Regions from separate parts of the Mus musculus genome. Here region 2 is linked to region 1. Evidence: chromatin loops called from intact Hi-C (ENCODE). Cell type or tissue: left cerebral cortex. All regions are shown on one strand. Links, peaks and the distances in the headings refer to the core of each region. The heading gives the core; the rest is flanking DNA.

The links. A loop is a pair of places that touch in the nucleus more often than their neighbours do. Peaks named below come from ENCODE experiments on the same cell type or tissue, not always from the same donor. Only the 100,000 strongest peaks of a DNase experiment are listed, where the experiment ranks them.
Region 2: a loop joins it to region 1, with 11 times the contacts of the local background. A loop is called at or near these places in 3 of 42 quality-filtered maps.

The regions. Positions count from the first base shown.
Region 1 is chr19:21,522,557-21,534,198 of GRCm38, forward strand. No RefSeq gene overlaps it. Among named protein-coding and RNA genes, the nearest start is that of Gda, 56 kb to the left of the region's middle. In left cerebral cortex, for the core only: no CTCF peak of the experiment used is centred there; DNase peaks (open chromatin) are centred at 1,656, 3,432 and 5,025; H3K27ac peaks cover 2,781 bases.
Region 2 is chr19:21,422,540-21,430,539 of GRCm38, forward strand. Gda (guanine deaminase) reads right to left here. Exons shown (of 14, transcript NM_010266.2): 3 at 5,940-6,111; 4 at 2,992-3,079; 5 at 459-564. Among named protein-coding and RNA genes, the nearest start is that of Gda, 46 kb to the right of the region's middle. In left cerebral cortex, for the core only: no CTCF peak of the experiment used is centred there; DNase peaks (open chromatin) are centred at 3,085, 4,580, 7,026 and 7,208; H3K27ac peaks cover 2,824 bases.

The DNA.
Region 1 (11,642 bases), core at 1-8,000:
TCGGTAAGGAAGTGGGGTGCCTTGAGGAAGAATAAATATGACCAAGTACATTATAGAAAATTCTCAAAATACTAATTTTAAAAATGGAGAGAAAAGTGATGAACACATTTAGCTAGCACTAAAATGCAAATTCAAATTGCTTTGAAAGTCTGTGTCTACCCCAGGTAGAAAGGCTGTCATGAAGAAAACATGCTGGCAAGGATACTGGGAATGGAGAACTGTCACCCTGTGCTATTGGAATATAAATTGATCCAGCTACTATGGAAATCAATATAGAGATTCATCAGATAACTGAAATCAGGACTACAGTATGTCCTAGTCATTCCATGCCTTTGTGTATCACCAAGCAATCCCAAGTCAGCATGCTACAGTCATGCTTTCTCTGAGCTAACTGCTGCACAGCAACCAAGACATGGAACTACCCTTGTTAAGCATCAAGAAAAATGAGTTGACAAAGAAAATATGATGCATGAGCGCAATGGAATTCTATTGAGCTGTACGGAAAAATCAAGATCTGTGGGGCAATGGACCATGCCAGGTAACCTGGTAAGGTTGAGGATGGAAGGCATTCCAGCTACTCTAGATCAGGTCCCTGTGACCACGGCACCTTATGGAGAGGACCATGACAATCAGTCATGTAGGGCCAGCACCCTGAAGCCTCCCCACATCCAGATGAGGCATCCCTAATCTCAGACGAAGCCCAGAGAAAGCATCTGTTGTCAGACCCCAACCCACAATATATATAAAGACCCTGTACAGGAGGAGGAAAGAGGGGTGTGAGAATGACTTCATCAAAGCTCATCTCAGGGCTTCTGTCATGTAAGAACTGTAACACTGTTTTGGGAAGAGAGTTCTCTCCCAAAGCTTTCACTGAAGGTAACTACTTGAGCTTACCAAGGTCACTTCCCATCCTGGGTCCTGACTGTCTGAGCCCCCACTGGGTAACCACACTGTATGGGCACTTCTGCCAGCTACTGTAGCTCTCTTAATAACAGTGGCTGCCTCTATTCAACTCCCCTCCCCCCCTTTCCTTGGCCACTCTAACCAGGCCAAAAGCCTCACAGATCTCCACCGATAGTGTCCAGAATACAGACCAATAGAGATCCATGCCGTTTTCAGGAAAATGGATTGGACAGGAGATCATTGTGTTAAAGGAAATAAATCTGATTCAGAGAAATATCATGCTTTCTTTCAAGTGGAATCCATATTTAAATATGTACTTACTTGTGTGGGAAGGGGATATAAAAGTAGAAGAGGATTGTGTGAATAGAAGGCTAAAAGGGGGAACAAGAGAGGGGCCTGGAATATGAATGACATGAAAGCAGAGAGGGGGATGCTCAGGAGAAAGACAAGCAAGAGATCAAAGTGGGGCTTCGGGAAGGAATAAAAACAAACCATAATGATATATATGTATAAAGGTGTTGCGATTGAATTCATTGCTTTGCATGTTAACTTAGGAATCCATTTTTAAAATCAAAATAAATAAGCAAAACATCAATATTTTCTAAGGAGTAAGATCAAACCCAATTGTTAAGATCACAAGGTCCAGTAAAGTCTCTCCCTCTTATAGCTCTTCTCTGGAATTACAAGCTCTCACTACCATGCTTGGTTTATGTGGGGGCGGAACCCAGGCCTTTGTGCTTCCTAGCTAAGTACTCTGCTGTTGGGAGCGACCCTGTTTGAATGTTATCTGCCTTGTCAGCCATAAGTGCGTACTTACAAAGTCTTGGCCTTAGTGGAAAAGTACTAGCTTAGTTGAGATTTCTGTGGGAAAAAGTTGAGGCCTCTATGGGAAAGTGCTACCCCCAGTTAAGAACAAATAGCTATAGATCTTGTGGACAGGGACCTAGCAACCCATTCTGTTCTGTTCCTCTTGCTGAACTCTTTAACTAGCCAATATCCTGCTTTTGGGAACAGGTGTGTTCTCCCAGAAACAAAGCGATTCTGCGTCATCCCCCTCCCCATACCCTGCTTCTGGGGGCATAAAACCTGCCTGGGAACAATAAAAATTTGGCAGCTTGATCAATCAGACTTGCTGTCCATTCTTGTGTTTCTCACCTTTCATTCTCTCCACATTCCCAGACCCTGTTGGACTGTCCTGCGGGCCAAGACACTCTGCCAACTGACCTCCACCCCAGCCCTTCTCTGAGTATTAATAACTACTTTTAGTACCAATATAAAATACTATCATCCTGGGAAATTTGTTTCCTCACCTATGAATTTAAAAGGATTCTGATTTGGCTCACAAGTATTAGAAATTAAATAGCCCCGGCAATTTCTGTTGAATAAAGTCATGCGTATACCCCATTAAACATTAAAGCACCTGTATCGGTGGCTCTCAGCCTTCCTAATGCAGCTTCCTCATGCTCTGGTAACTCCTCCACCACAATTATTTTGTGGCTACTTTATAAGTGTATTTTTGCTGCTATTATAAATCATAATATAATTATCTTATATGCAGGAGAGCTAATATGTGATTCTAGGGTCATGACCCACAGGTTGACAACCTCTGGCCCAACTCCTCCTCTTCATGCTCCTGGTGGTAGCATTGTGTTGAATCTCAGCCAGAAGGCTTTCCTGTCCAAGTATCCTTCCTCTCATGTGCCTCTAGGAATCCATTGAAATCTTAACACCTTTTATCTTTCTCCTACAATTCTGAGGCTTCGGTCAAACTCTAAGCCTCCAAAAATTTTGATCCTGACTTCCTGAATCCAGCACCACTTAGAACTTGCTAGATAGTGGGAGGTAAGAGAAAATGTAGCCAGACGATGAATTATCTGGGAAATAGCATCTAAATATAAAAAGACATAAGTTCTTTATATGTATCTAGATTTAAAGGAAATTAATATATATTATGACTTATGATGATATATGGTATATAATTAATATAAAATATATAATAATATATTAACATATAGTTATTTATGTGTCTAAATTTAAAGGAAAAATTTGGTGTCACTTTTATAACTTAGGAGTATTTGACAAAATCCTTCAGTTTGGCAGACATGCAATGGAATGCTGAGTGATTAACTTTATTTATGGGAGGAATGCTTTGATAACTATCTACCTGAAGGTAGATCTCACAAGCATGAAATGACTTAGAATGGGCAGAGCAGAGGCAATGAGGGCAATGCTCTGTGTTGTGCAGGCCTCCAGCAGCACCAACAAGAGGCAGCAGAACAGACAGACAGTAGGCCAGCACTGAGGAATTCATTTTTCTAGTTACTTCTAGGTATGAAAATATTGGAAGATAAAGGACTGTGGGAAATATCTTGGCTTTCCCTTTCCAAGATGCTCTTGGCTACTAAGTTGGTGTTCATGTAGAAGACATCTGCTTGTAGGTTTCAGAAGAGAGATGAAATAAGAATATAGCATAAACCGCCTGCCCCCAACTCCATGCTTTGCCAGCCATTACCAGTACACGTGGGTGTTGAGTTGGTAGCAGTCCCGGACTTCCTAAAAGCAGAGATGGCTCTCGGTTAAAAACAGCAACTCGGGGATGCATTTAACTACCCTTCATTCCATGGAAGTGTTCTGTGGAGATGGCCTGTAAGATGCTGTGAGCAGAGAACCTCTTACAGCATCATTGGTGGTTACTGAGAAAGAAAGGAGTCTGGCAAGTGCATGAAGATGGAACCATGAGGGAAAGGCTTCTAAGCAGTCTGGAAGGCACATAGAAAGGGACTTGGCTAAAAATGTGACTCTAACCCTCTGTGCAGTCGTGGGGCTCAAGTATAAGTAAACAAAGGAAGATACACAAATCAACCCCCTAGATCATTTCCTTGTCCACTAGCCCCACTAGCCCCACGATGAGCAGGCACCAGAGATCCTCCTGAGACCTTCCATGGACTCTGAGTGCTGAGTTGGGAAACCAGTGAAGACACCAACAACAACTCTTTCCAAATAAAGGAAACTCTGCTGGAAACAGGCTGGGCCCCCTGTCCCAGATAATCCCAGCCACCCCATCAATGTTCAGAGAGATCTCACTGAGCAGAGCATATACTCTTGTTTTCTTTCTTACCCTTAGACGACTAGATTTCTGAACCAGAAAAAAAAAATACATTTTAATTTATAAGTACAGTAAGTTGAAGAGTGTCCCCTTTATCTTAGTTGACCTGTAACTTTAAATATGTGTAATCTCTGTAAAATCTCAAACCATGATTATTGGACAAGGCATGGCCTCCCTCTTTAACTGGGGAAGTGGCAAGAAATCACAAAAGACACTGGTCAAACAGGGCACTCATATCAGAGATATTGGGAAGAGCGATGCTGAACAGTCCCTATCTGAAATGGCGGACTCCTCTGAGGAATGGAGGAGCGCTTCACCCACTGGACATCGGGATAAAATCTCATAAATTAGAAGGAAATGGAAATACAGAAAAGATTGGAATACAGAAAGAAAGACTGGAAAATGTAACACCTGTCAGAGGTTGGGGTGGTGGGGAGGGCATGCTCCCCTGAGAGGCGGAGGCGAAGCGGGAGGATCACAAGTTTAAGGGCAGCCTCACTACTTATCAAGTTCAAGGCATTCCTAGGCAGCTCTTCTTTGAAATGAGACCCTGTTTCAAAGAAGGGAAAAGAGAGGAGAGGGGACAGGAGAGAGGACAATGGAGGAGAGGACCGGGGAGGGCAGAGGAAAGGACAGGAGGGGAGAAGAGATAATGTTGAATATGGGACACCTTTTGCAGCAATGGAGATAGGACCCAGGGCCTGGAGCATGCTCTGCAAATAATTTATCTCCACAGCACATGTGTCCCTTTGGCACAGGACTTTTTCGAATATATAATTTTTGCCAAATAAATTTAAACATAAGTAAAACAACTTGTCTGAAATTACACCTTTCGTTAGGAGACAGAGCATTAATTTGAAACTTTGAAGCTTCTTTAAAATAAACAGGAAAGCTTCGCATTTATTTAAAGAATTCCCATAACACTGAGAACAAACCTGACCCAAATAGCAAATATATACACTACTTGCACACACACACACACAAAAAAAAAAAACACCATGCAGATTTAGTTCACTCAGTATAGACAGAAAAAGCTGAAGTGAAACAGCAGAGAACCCAATGCTAAAATAAAACCACACAGCATGACAGTGTGTATCTCAATCATGCAGGGATCACTCTGAAATCGCCAAAAAAAATATATATATATAATAGAAGATCAAAGTATTTAAAGACAAAATCCATAGTTATTTTGGTAGACTTGATATCAAGGACAGATGATTATGTAAATCAACATTTGTTGATGAAAACTAGGGAAACACTAAGCCTGGTTTCTTTTCCAAAATGTGATCATGCAGGATTTAACTCTTAGCACCCTGAAAGCAAAGGGGCAGCCAGGACTGACACTAGGGAATACCAAGATATAACTCTGTGGAAATGGGAGGTGTTCTTACTTAATTAACAAAAATAAACAAAATTACATTTTACAACCATTAAATTAAATTATGAAGTTTTAACCTTCGCCTTCCTTCCTTTAACTTCACACTCTCTCTCTTTTGCAAAGTATCCCTTCAAGACCAGAAAGTGCTTCCCAGAAAGACCTGGTGTGCTGTGATTCTCACCTGTAATCCCAGTGTTTAGGAAGCTGAGGCAGGGGTTGTAGAGATGGCTCAGTGGTTAAGAGTACTGACTGCTCTTCTGAAGGTCCTGAGTTCAAATCCCAGCAACCAAATGGTGGCTTACAACCATCTGTAATAAGATCTGACACCCTCTTCTAGAATGTCTGAAGACAGCTACAGTGTACTTACATGTAATAAATAAATAAATCTTTAAAAAAAGAGGAAGACGAGGAGGAAGATGAGAAGGAAGACGAGGAAGCAGCAACAGCTAGGGCAGAAGAACTGGTGGAACTTGAAGCCAAAACCCACTAGTTGATCCTGCAGAGGACCCAAATTCGATTGCACTTTTTGGGCCTCTGTGGGTACTGGGCATGAGTAGGGAGCCTAGAAATTCTGCTCAAGACACCCAAGACCATGATCTCAACACAAGCAGATTTATTTTTCCCCAGAGGGACAGAGTACAGGCTAAGGGACAAAGACATGAGATAGAGGAAGAGGGAGAAGGTGAAGGGAGAGGGAAGAAGGGAGTAGGGAGAAGGATGAGGGGTATTCATTTCAGAGGAAAAAAAAAAACTGTTTCTGGATAAAGAGAAAACAGACATGGCCCAAAATCAAATGATGGTTTATAAAGGAGGAATGGGAAATTCCATGTTAGGATGAGGGTCTTAATTTTAGTTGGTCACTGTTAATTAGGTGAACCAAAGAGGGCTTTTGATTGCTGGACTTCAGTGCTGTGATAGCTGGACCTTGGTAGTCAGCCTCAGGAGAAAGAAGTAGCCAAATAAGGGAATAGACCATGGTGGCCAGCTTTGGGAATGTAATCTAATGGGCTTTAGCAAAGGGCACCCGGGAGAAGGGCAAGGCCGGCGAGAGCTGTGTGCCATGCTTGGGCTGGCCAGAACCCCTTCACATTTCAAGTGGTACACAAACATATATGCAATCAAAATACTCATGTACGTTAAAATTAAAAATCTATCTTTTTTTTAAAGAAGGAACCAAAGGAGGATTAAGAAGGAAAAGAGCAGGCAGGAAAGAGGGAGAGAGCGGGAGGGTAACAGGGAGGGAGGGGGAACACATGCTAACTAATTCTGCTGTGTTCTTATGGCTCCTGCTTGATCTATCAAGAATTAATTCCTAAGAATTAATTCCTAAATAATTGTTGTTATTATTATTAAATATTAAAATCATTAAATAATGTTCCTACACAACAATTAAATAGTTAATAATTAAAGGATCTCTCCCATACAGCAGAGAAGATATTGATGATCATCATCATGTTTAAGCTGATCTTAAATCCTGTCAGGAATAACAAATATGACACAGACAAGCTAAAGTTTCTTATTTTGTTTTTGTTTTGTTTTGTTTTGTTTTGTCTGGGATGATTGGAATACGCAAAAAAAGAAAAGTGTGGTCAGATGTCACTTCCAGAGTTCACTGCAAGGACTGTCTGTATGAGAGCCATAATCATATGAATCAAGACATACATGAAGAAGGGACTTGTTGCCTATTACCCCTGTAGCTCCATAACAACATATTTGTCAGACAGGGCTCAAAGGGCAGATAATCCTAAAAACCTGAGTTCCGATTCCCCAGAGCCCATGTCAAAGCCCAATGCATAGAATGCATCTATAACTCCAGCACTCCTGTGGGAGGTGGGAGGCAAAGACAAGAGAATTTCTAGAGGCTAGCTGGTCGGCTAGTCTGATGTACATAATAGTGAGCAACAAGAGAGACCATCTCAAACAAGGTGGAAAGAAGAACTGACACCAGAGGTATCTGACCTCCACCCATGTGCCACAGCATGCATGCACCTGAGCACATGAACACACACAAACACACATACACACACATACACACACAAGGACATGCAGATGCATACACATGCACATATACATATGCACACTCACACAAAAACACAGACAGACATAAGCACAAACATGCATATACATGCACACATCTGCACACTCACATGCAGATACACATGCATATACACATATGCACATTCACATGCACACACATATACACACAGACATACACACAGACATTCATGTATGAACAAATGCATATATATACATGTACATGCATACGCACAGGCATGCTCACATGCACATTCACAAATATACACACAGACATACATGCATGTACAAATGCATCCACATGCACACACATGCATACAAACAGACACACACATGCACACACATAGACACATATGTGCACACAAACATGCATGCATAGACCCATAGGTATACACATATGCACTTGTACACACACTCATGGACATACATGAACCCATGCAAGCACACACACACAGAAGGAATATGCTGGTCAGCAAGGGCAGGTAGTGACCTAGTGTGTCACCCATAGCTTAGTATGTTATGTTGACAATTCCAAGTGCAAAAAGCAAAATCCAAAGCCTTGATAGCTCAAAAACATAGCTTTTCATAATTTTTCCTTGTAATTTATGTTTCGTGCACATGAATGCACAACGTGTTTTCTTCTTACAGCTGAGCTATTCTTAGGCAAGATTGCTGAAAGCAGGGACTAGGTGATTGAAAGGGGGCAGGCTCAACAGGGAAGTTTAGCTAATTTTAACAGGAGCTGCCTTGACCCAATAGACTCACAAACATCACCCTTGGAGAAGTGCCCTCCCTTAGCGGGCCCCTCCCTCTCCTTGCTCTCCTTTCTCAGCTACGCCTCCTCTCCCACATGAAATCCTCTTTTTCTCCTTTGTGTTTTATTTTTTGTTCAGTTTTGAACCTTCATTAAAAATATGTGCATATAAGACTTTTGCTAGTTGTGAACCCTAAGAGCACCCAAGGCCCATAGTCAAGGCAACCCATACTTTAATGCTATATTTTAAAAGTCAAAGCTAGATATGACAAAGAAAATATGGCACTCTTCAATAAGGACAGGATCTGGCCCTGCCTGCACTTTTACATCACAGATGCATTTGTCTCAGTCTGGCCTCAAGCCCTGATGTATTTATGATTACAGGAACTGGCCCGAGGGCTATCATCTGCCCATTTCATATTTTTAAATACAACATCAAAGGGCAGTTTATCTTGAACACTGTTGTCACCCCCTTGAATTTTGCAATTAAGGTGAAGGTCTTGCTTGCCTTTCCCAAACCTATCCTGCCCATTGTCCAGTTTATGATGTAAAAAAAAAAAGTATAAATAAATTATAAATTTTTAAAACTTGAACATCTTATGCTATGACATGTTATTTTTCTTTGACTTAATATTTGGCTGTCAGAGACTCCCCTGTGCCTACTTGAGCAGCTGCGGTTCATTCATCTCTGTGGTCCATTTTGTCCCTTCATAAGGCTCTCTATCATGGTTTAGTTGTCCATATTTTTATCCCAAGAAGTGGGTTGTCAGCACTTATTGTGGGTTTGAACCTTGCTTCTGTGAACATTCTTGAATACATCATCTGTCTACAAGCAAAGGGTTTCTGTAGGCTCCTGGACAAAAGAAATTACCTGCTCCCCAGGTGTGGGAAGCCGCAAACGCCATTACAAGATGGCGCTGGTTTCAACCAATTATGCACATTACAACCAATGTGCGCATGTGCATAAGAGTTTTTTGCCGAGTCACTGCCTGGCCCGACGCATATTAATGAGGTACTGTTAGCATAACCAATCAGGTATGGACACGTCACTCCTAGGCCTATATAAGCAGCACCATTTCTGGGCTCTGGGTCTTCCTCTTCATGCTGAAGTTAGTGTAATAAAGCATTGCTGCAGAAGGATCCGGTTGTCCGCGTGTGTTCTTGCTGGCGAGACGATAGCGTGCGCAACACCCAGGAGTGTACTACTTGATAATTGATACTTATGAACTAATGCTATCTTCTAATCCCAAATGCTTGGACAATTTGCACTACACAATCTACCCCAACCAAGACTTTCTGTTGCTTATCAAGCCTAAGGAAACTTCTCTAAAGATTTGACTAGCACAGATGTCTCATTTGTGTTTTTTAAATTAATTTCTATTTCTATGATTAAAATATGAATACTTGGGCAGGAGAGAGATGGCTCAGTGGTTAAGAGCACTGATGCTCTTCCAGAGGTCCTGAGTTCAATTCCGTGAGCAACCACATGGTGGGTGGCTCACAACCATCTGTAATGGGATCCAATGCCCTCTTCTGGTGTGTCTGAAGACAGCTACAGTGTACTCATATAAAATAACTAAATACATATTATTTTTTTAATGTGAATACTTAAAAATTTCACACTTTCTCTTACACATTAAAAACAAAAGTCAGAAGCTCAAAGTTGTATGAGGCTGAACTGCTGAAGTTAAGTCCAGGTTCTGCCGCCCAGCCCCATGCTCCCAGAAATAAGACTCAGACTCAAATTATAGTTACAAATACCTTGACTATATAGCTAGGCTCTTCTCTGAGTAGATCATAACTAAAGACACCTGTACTGGCTAGTTTTGTGTCAACTTGACACAGCTGGAGTTATCACAGAGAAAGGAGCTTCAGTTGAGGAAATGCCTCCATGAGATCCAACTGTAAGGCATTTTCTCAATTAGTGATCAAGGGGGAAAGGCCCCTTGTGGGTGGGACCATCTCAGGGCTGGTAGTCTTGGTTCTATAAGAAAGCAGGCTGAGCAAGCCAGGTGAGGCAAGCCAGTAAAGAACATCCCTCCATGGCCTCTGCATCAGCTCCTGCTTCCTGACCTGCTTGAGTTCCAGTCCTGGCTTCCTTGGTGATGAACAGCAGTATGGAAGTGTAAGCCGAATAAACCCTTTCCTCCCCAACTTGTTTCTTGGTCATGATGTTTGTGCAGGAATAGAAACCCCGACTAAGACAAATTGGTACCAGTGGAGTGGGGTATTCCTGTGACAACCTGACCATGTTTTGGGGAGGACTGTGGAAGGACTTTGGAACTTTGGGCTTGAAGATCCATCCATTGTTAAGACCTCTGTCGGATGTTGTGTAGGAGCTTGGAAGATAATGTTGAGAACACTGCAGAAGTTGGAGCTCTGGTGTGTGAAATTTCAGAGGGAAAATTAAAGACTCTTTTCAGGGCCATTTCTGTTTTGATTGTGAAGATTCTGTAGTTCTGGTTAGCTGGGGCTGAAGAATCAGCTGTGATTAACAAGATACCAGAACTACTAAAGCAAAAACTTTGCATTACTGGGACTATTGATGCTGGTTAGCTGGAGCTAAGAAATTAGCGGTGATTAAGAAGAGACCAGCATCATTGAGGTGACATCTTCTGGGAAGTATTTTCTGAAAGCACAGTGGCTGTGTTCCAGATATAGCCAAAGTTGTACCTTGTGCTGTGGCTGGACTTGGTAATGTGTAAGGGTCACCCAGGTGGTACTGGTTTTGAAGGCATGAAGGAGTTGAGCAGAGCAGCTGAGGCTTGGCACTGTGAGAGGCCATGGAAGGCCATTGGTGAAAGTGCAGCCTCAGTTGCAATTGATGGCCCAGGACTGAAGGGGTCATGCAGTGTTTTGGAGATGCCAGTACCATGAGATGACCACCAAGAGCAGCAGCAGCAGTGGAGTACAGGCATCTGGAGCCTAGAGGATGACTCGTGTGCTACAAAGGGCCTGGCTGGAGAAGTGACCCAAGCCCTTGGAGGAGCCCAGAAGATCGTGAGTTGGATCCCAGACATTGGACAGTTGGAGATTGACTTTTGCTTTTGATTGTGACTGTGCCCTGATATTTTCCCTCTTGAAGGAAGAAACTGTTTTAGTGGAGCCCACAGTTAAGAGACTTTTAATTGTAAAAAGACTTTGGATTTTAAAAGAGATGGATATTTTAAAGAGATTGAAATTTTAAGCATATGTAAAGACTGTGGGACTTTTAAAGTTATTTAGAATGGGGATGAATAAGATTGTAAGGGTTGAGGCTTACTAGTGATGTTTTTGTGTGTCAAGTTGACAAGGGGTCAATTGTACTGGCTAGTTTTGTGTCAACTTGACACAGCTGGAGTTATCACAGAGAAAGGAGCTTCAGTTGAGGAAATGCCTCCATGAGATCCAACTGTAAGGCATTTTCTCAATTAGTGATCAAGGGGGAAAGGCCCCTTGTGGGTGGGACCATCTCAGGGCTGGTAGTC
Region 2 (8,000 bases), core at 1-8,000, 100 kb before region 1:
GGGTATGTATAGATGACCCTCCACTCCTCCTGGGCAGCTCTGCTGAGCCTTGCAAACTAACCCACTTGGGGTCCTAGGCTTGTACTCTCCATGTTGTCTATCTATGAATCATAAATAGCCCTGCTGTGCTGAACTTGTGGTATAGCATGGATTATCCCTACCCTTTTGCAAGCAGATTGATTGGAGTCTTATCCTAGAACTGACACTGGTATATTTAGGGCACCTCCTTTGTATGTTGCATCTGGGAGAGGTGGCTTGACAACCAGCCACATTAGAGTCTTCGTGTGGACCAGCTGTGTTGTCTCTGTCCACACCATAGTTTGACATTGTCACCGTGCTCAGATCTCAACTGGGTCATAATGGTATCTACTTTCCCATCTTGATTTCAGACTCTATAAGGATAGCAGATAACTCATCTAAAATATAGATGAACCCCACCCCTCCCCTAGGCACACTACCTCTCTGTCTCCTTGACTGACTCCTCGGTGGTCTCCTTGTATTCTGGAACAGTATCATTCAAATCCATGCATACTTTGCCCACAAATGCTCGCTGCCCAAATTTATCTGTGAAGCAAACAGAGAAAGTATCTAAAAATGTGCTTTTTTAAAAAAAAAAATATCAAATTAAAATCATTCTAAAAAGTGAGAATGTTAAGAATTATCCCTCTGTCTTCACATGGTGACAATAACAAAGCCACTAAATTCAAAGAGTAGTCAACTGTCTTCCACCCAGACTCCATCGTATTCCCAGCCTGCCAGCAAATAATTGGGTATTTTACACTTCTTATTTTCGTTTTCCTTTTGGTTAAACAGTTTGTCCATGTTTCTACCAACGTTACAACTATCATGACATTCATTTTCCCTCATGGTACAAAGGGTAATAACTTCAGATCCTAGAAAATGCATTAATATTCCTTGATGTACCACCTCTCCTTCTTTTCCCTCGTTTGTTTGTCTATCTGCTCCTCTCCTGCCATCACCGGATCCAGGTCCCCTCCATGCATCTGCTGTTCCTTTTCTAGTTAAACGTAGCGTATAAAATGTTAAGAACATGGGTCCTGGGTAAGTGACTTGGCTTTGATTCCTTGCCCCTGTGATTATCTAAGATGGCAGCAACACTTGTGATTCTGTTCTAGGTACCAGACATTGTACAAAATACTCAGCCCTCAATGGCTGTCTGGCATCTACTGCTGACCCTCATAGCACAGACAGATTAACTAAGGCACAAAGATGTCCACATGCTGGGAAGCAGAACTGAGCCTAGGTCGATGACTCCACACATTTCCAAATCATGCTTATCTGAAATCTAGACTGCAGTGTCCCAGAGTCCTCTGCGCTGTGCAGGTTGATAAGAAAGACACAAAGAAAGATGCATAAGGCACATGGTTCCCAGATGCTCTGTCACAGTTCTCCCTAACCACAGCGGCATAGATACTGTTATCATCGACCGAATGCCTAACGGTGCTGGCAATGAAGGATCTTCATCAGATGGGCTGGAGGAACTCATATTTCAGTTGGGCTACATAGGTGGGGTTGTTCTACAATGTCTCCTTTGTTAACATTTTGTCTAAAGCTCCGCCCCACAGTTACCTGGCAACAGCTAGGCATGCCTGACTCACTCTAAAAGGGGCTGCTAGTCCCCTCCTCCCTCCCCCCCCCCTCTCTCTCTCTCTCTCTCTCTCCTTCTCTGCCTCTATTCCCCTCTCAACTTCCCTCCCCATACCCTGAATATACTCTATTCTATACTATACCTTTGTGTGGCTGGTCTCTCAGGGGAAGGGATGCCTCAGCATGGGCCCATGGAGGCATCCCCTTAAGCCACACCTCACCATACATCCATAAAACATATTCCCACTTTCTTTATCTTTTTATAAACACATCATCCTTGCTGTCATGAGTCTTTCAAAAGGCTTTCTGCTACTCTCTCCCTGGGGCTTATTTTAATATCTAGTCATCATCAGATGAATCCCTTAACATCATTCTCATTATGTCACTCACTGCCCTGAAGTCTTCTTTTGAGTCTCTGGTGTACAGTCAAGGCCCTCTGTGCTCTGAACCTCCTCACACTCCTCATTGTGCAATGCATCTGCCCCTTCCTTTGAACCATGCTATTTCCTGTCTCCATCATCAATATCCCTGCTCTAGGTCCCCTGTCCACCTCATTTCCTCACTTCAGTCTCTCCAGGTTTTGTCTTCCACTCAGTTAAAGGTCACTTCCATGGAGTCTTCCCAGATGGGCAGCCTTTGCCTCTTCTGAGAACTTTCATGATCATTTTCAGTGTCAGCAACTGGCCTTTGGTATGAGCTATCTTGGAACCCAACAGTGAGGCAAATACATTACCGGTCAACAGTACTTACCAAGTACCTGCTGTATGCCAGGCATTGACTTGGGTATGTGTGGAATCATCAGCCTAAATCTAGGCTCAGTTCTGCTTCCCAGCTATGTGGACATCTTGGTGCTCTAGTTAATCTATCTGTGTATCCATAGATGTCAGACAGCCATTTACGCTGAGTATTTTGTACAATACTCAGGTACATATAGCAGGTGTTACTACAAGTATTAATCAATGTGCTTAAGTGTCCTTTCTGGTTCTTTTAGGACAAAGATTTTTCTTCTAGTTCACTGCAGTGCTAGCATCAAGCACAATGCCCAGAATCTAGCTAACTGTCAAGACCTATCCATTGATTACAATATAACAAACTGTTGCCACAGCTACACTGATAAAGGTGCTCTAAAGAGCCCCAAATCAATATGCCAAATTCCTGATCTATAAATGTTATCCTGGAACCAGAACCCATATAGAAATAATTAAAGCATTTAAACAATAAAAATCCATTTAGGGCTCTAGGATATTCAGAGTCACTCACAAAGTGCAAATGCTCAAATTCTAGATCCAAAGGCACAGCTTCCCACTGAGTATAAACTCTCTCCAGGCATGCTCTGGTTGTCTTTGCTTGACATGCCCCTAAATCCTGCTTTTAGCTGCTCACCTGTAATTTCCGCAAGGATCAGGGATGAGTCAGTGTGAATTGTTCCAAAGTAGCAAGCCGTGGTGGTGCCGTTCTTCAGTGTTCTCCTCTAAAAATAAAGCACAAAAAAAAAAAAAAAAAAAATCCTGAATCGCATGTGCTCAGAAAAGTCACATGGCACACATGGATGAAAATAGAAGTCTGGTTTTTAATTTTAAGATGTGTTTATTTAAAGGTATGCCATCTTGATGTGGAAGAGACTAAGTAAATGGCAAAAGTATTTATACTCTAAAAGTGTGAGTTTAAGGAAAAGTTGGCGCTTCTCATTTTCTAGATTCGCATGGTTGGGTACCCAGAGGTCATAAAATGAGATGCCAGTTCTTTGGGATTGCGAAAGGCTATTTGGATTTTTATTAATCTATGAGTATGCAAGCGGGATCTTTGTTTCTGTATATGACGACGTAATATTATTTTCTGCTCCAACCTGGCAAGAACAATAATCATTATGTCTTCTCTCCTTAGTGAATTTTCACTTGCACCACAATAAGTGAGGGCAACATAGATTAACTGCCAAGAAAAACACAAGAAGAGACAACAGCAGAGGAAAACACAGAGAAGAGGCTGGAAGCCTGGGAAGAGGGAGGGCATTCGGGGAGCTAGCAGGACACTAGCTGGAGTCTGTACAGCCACATTCCCTCTGTGGAAGCTTCCTAACCATTCCTAACCTGTTCTGTGTATGGAATCATTCTCCTTAGAAACTGCTAATGTGGAAAGGGCACAAAATCCCGGGTAACAAGATGAAGAAAGGGTTTAAGTGGAGATCTAGCTGATGGCCAGGGTCCTGAGAACACTGAGTATGTCACTCCCACCACCCCTGAAAAGGCTGAAGAATCCCTTCCTAAAGAAATCGAGTCACTGGAAGGTGTGTTCTCCCAGTGACACTGAAGCCAGTGTTCGCTCCCTCCGGAGTTCATCCTGTAAAGAGGTTTATCAAGCAGTGCTGATGTGGGTAAGAGGAAAGTCCTCCAGCCTTGGTTCTCATGAAGAAAAGCTTCAATTGGAGGAGAATCTGCAGTTTCAAATTGGACTACATTGAGCTAAAAACACTAGGAAACTCAGACATCTATGCTAAGCATAGTCACGTGACAAGACAGGGAGAACCCAAGGAGGGCAGGGGTGGGGGTGGGGAGTGCCAACTCTCTTAAGCGGAGGTCAATTCCACCCGAATCTCCGTTAGCATGTGTAGGTCTGCTCATAAGCAGAACCACAGGACATGTCTGGAACAGACCAGCTTAGAAACTCACTGAATTTAAATACCTACATAAAGAAATATGTTATGTATGTTGCCTGAAGGACATTGATGCTCCATCTCAAGTGTAAAGAACTGCTATAATGCAATTTCCCTTTATTTTTCCTCTCTTCTTCCTCCTCTTCCTCCTCCTTCTACCCATAATCATCTTTACAAATGTATTTTGACACCATATCCACCCACATTCAGTTAGCAATGTTAGAATTTTTTTAACTTCAGTGTAAGGAATACATATGCTTTTATCCCCTCAAAAATGCAGCTCTCAAAAATCACACACACAGTGGATTTTATTTCTGATTTCCCTGTCTACATCGTATGCTAGAAGCATAGAGCTAAATCTGTAACAGGTTCTACCAAGACTGCACATTGACTTTGGGGTTTTATTTCTCCATTCCCCTCTTTTTCCCTCTGCTGTGATTTGATGACTCATTTTCTTTTGTTTCATACTATGCAATTTTAAGCCATTTCAAACCCTTTTTAGAACAATGGGAGGTATAAATACATTTTGAGGATAAAGATTTGGCGTGGTTAACACAATTCATTAGCACCGTGTGCTAGCCAATTCATAACGAGCTTTTAGCCTGAAAAGTTTTTCTAGTGTCACATGGATGCAGGCTAAAATATAAGTCCCACAATTATAATTAAGTAAGACAAAGGAATGAATATAAGCACTCGCTTCTATTCTTTAAGACTGGAATGATACTAGCAGGAAGACTAAGGCTTGTTCCTTGCGAAGGTGCATAGCCAGTACCATAGAACTACCAGGATGTCCAATCAGAATCCAGAAACGTAGTTCATAGTGTTCCCTGCAAAAAGCGAGGCCAGATGAAAGCATTTGTATTGTGCCTTCTTTACTGCTGTTGGTTTTCCAGTGTCTGAGTGTGCTCTCATTCTAGAGCTAATTTTTATGAAGGAGGAAAAGGTAGGGACATTTCAACATGTAGTGGGCACACACTGCAGTCACTGCCCAGGGGCTGAATTAGCTCTACTGTTCCCACTAATGCTGTTGGCCCTCACATCACATCCCCACCTGTTCTGCGATGTGGAACCATCCCGTCTTCCCTCCTCAAAAACCTCCTGAAACAATGTGCTTTCTTCCTAAATGTAATTTGAACTTTATTTTTTCTTGAACATTAAACAGATAGATAGATAGATGATAGATAGATAGATAGATAGATAGATAGATAGATAGATAGATAGATAGATAGATAGATAGAGTTCTTACCATATGCTAGGTACTATTTTAAGGACCCCACAAATGTTAACCTGGTATATAACAATTCCATGAAATAGGTAGTATCATTAACTCTGAGTTTTATAGATGGGCACAGTGAGTCACAGAGCCTTTTAAAGGTCACACAGATATTCCACATGGTCCTCAGAACCATGTCCTCAGGGGATTATGGCTGCAGTGAGAGAAAGTGCCCAGAAGACAAGAGTTAAGGAATGCTATAGAATCCACCAGGCTGAGACCTAAAACTCAAATTCTCTCCTTGTCACTGTGAGGGTAGGGTAGTCAATGGAGTATGAAAAGAGCTAAAACCGCTGCAGTCCTTGCCAACCTTAATGTCCTCAGTTTGATATCTGAAGTCTGGTCTTAGAAATGAATGTTTGCATAGATGAACAGGCATTACACAGGACAGGCACACAGAATACTCACAACAACTCTAGTGTAGACTTCTTCAGCCACATCAGTGCTCCGGAACCTTTGTTCTGTGGGAAATGTATACTTATTCAGCCACTCCAAAAGCGGCAGGTCAACGTTGCTTCCAGCAAAGGCATACTGAGGGGCATGGATGTGGGTATCAACAAGGCCTGGCATGAAGAACTCACTGAGAAGTGAGAAGAAAAGGAAAACATTGAACAGCTTCCTTAGACAAGGGTTTCACTTATCTTACAATTGTACAACTCAAAGTTTTCTTATTTTTAAGTAAAATGTTCTGCTAAAAGAGAGAGAGAGCGCCTAAGTTTCGATATGTACAGTTCCAATCAGAGACAGTGAAGGAAAGGAAAACAGAAGTGCACAGAAGCCAAGCCACTGTAGCAGAAGAAAAGAGAGGGGGGCATGGCCACATCTATGACTCTGTTTTCACAACTTGACAGAGAACAGAGGTGGGGTGGGGTCTTCAAGCCTCAAGATTTGGACTGAGGGACAGACACACATGTAACTGAAGGGGACTAAGGATAAGAAACAGTGATTTAAGGCTCAGTGGCTCTCTTCATCTTAGAAGACTGTAAGAAATCCTGTTCTCCACATATTTAAAGGCTGAACTCTCAACAGAAGCACCAGGAACATGCATGCCTGGGCTGGTTTGAGATCCTTGATCTTTGCCAGGAAAGTGTAGAAATGAGCTGTTGGTCTGAAGGTGAGGTACTGAGGAGGGTGTGATGCTGTGACCACCATCCAAGCTTCTTTGCTGCTTCTCTTCTTTTTGAGACAGGATTGTGTTGTATAGCCCCTGCTGGCATTGGACTCATATTTCTCCTCCTTCTACCTTCTGAGTGCTCAGATGACAAGCATACACCACTATGCACACCTTCCTACTTCTGATCAGCTGAGCCCCACCCCCAACCCCCGCCCACCAAGCCACATTTCTTTCTATTCTTATGGATATTTTGGATAGATATTTTTAAGTTGTCAGAAGCACTCTCCACAGAAGGGAGACAGCCCAATGCTAGTAGACACAGATGAGCTAATTCAGTTCCCTTGGGTAGTCATTGTACCATCTCATCCGAACATTTATCTATTAATACATGCTATATATACTCCATTACTGTCACTACAGCAACTGAAGAATCACCCAACGAACCTGAACTCAACACTCGACACCACAAGAAAAAAACATCCCTTAGCCAGCAAATAAAATGTATCCATACATCTAGAAGTAAGATACAGCCATGAGCAGCTTTAAAATGTTCTATTTTAGGAAGGGAACTAGAAGTGGTATGCAGCTGCAGTTATTACGGCTAACGCTGAATGCGCGCATGTCCTGGAACTGGGCACAGCATCCTCTGAGCATCGTGCCACTTGTGGTAGGCATCTTGCTATAACAGTTACATACATACAGTCTAGATGAGGCTCTCTGAGTGAGGACTCACCATTAACCAGCAGTGAGACATGTGTCATGTGATCCAGTCTCTCTGAATCTCTCTCTCTCTCTATCTATCTCTCTCTTTTATTTTTTACTGTATAAAAAAATAAGCAAAGTGTCATGACCACAAAATTGTGGGGAAGACTGAGTTACAGGATGCAAGGGTGGTGCCTAGCAATGGCAAAAAGCATCAGTAAGTGCTGCTGGTGGTGAAAAGGATGTTCTGGAGTAGGCAAGTAGCATCCTCATCTGTATCACAATAAATGTAAGCTCAGGAAGTGTCCTTGGTAGCTTATGAGCTTGGGAGGGCAGCTTTGACATTGACTGCTACCTTGTAGGCTCAGCATTCTTGTTCACTACCCTCTAGGTGACAAAGAACAGTGACAACTCGTGAATAAGAAGAGAGCCTACAGTGTGAAATGTGTCAGTCACTGTCCTCTCTAAGTACCTTTGTCTTTGATGCTCATACTCTCTTTACCACCACAAAGTGAAGCAGCTTTGAGTTCACCTGCAGTCATGTGATCTTCAATCATGTTTAGGAAGCTCAGTTAAGACTTGTGGGGAGTCTACAGAGAAATAAGGCCTCTTCTTGTCTTCAGAGACTTTATAATAGTTCAAGATGTTAGGGG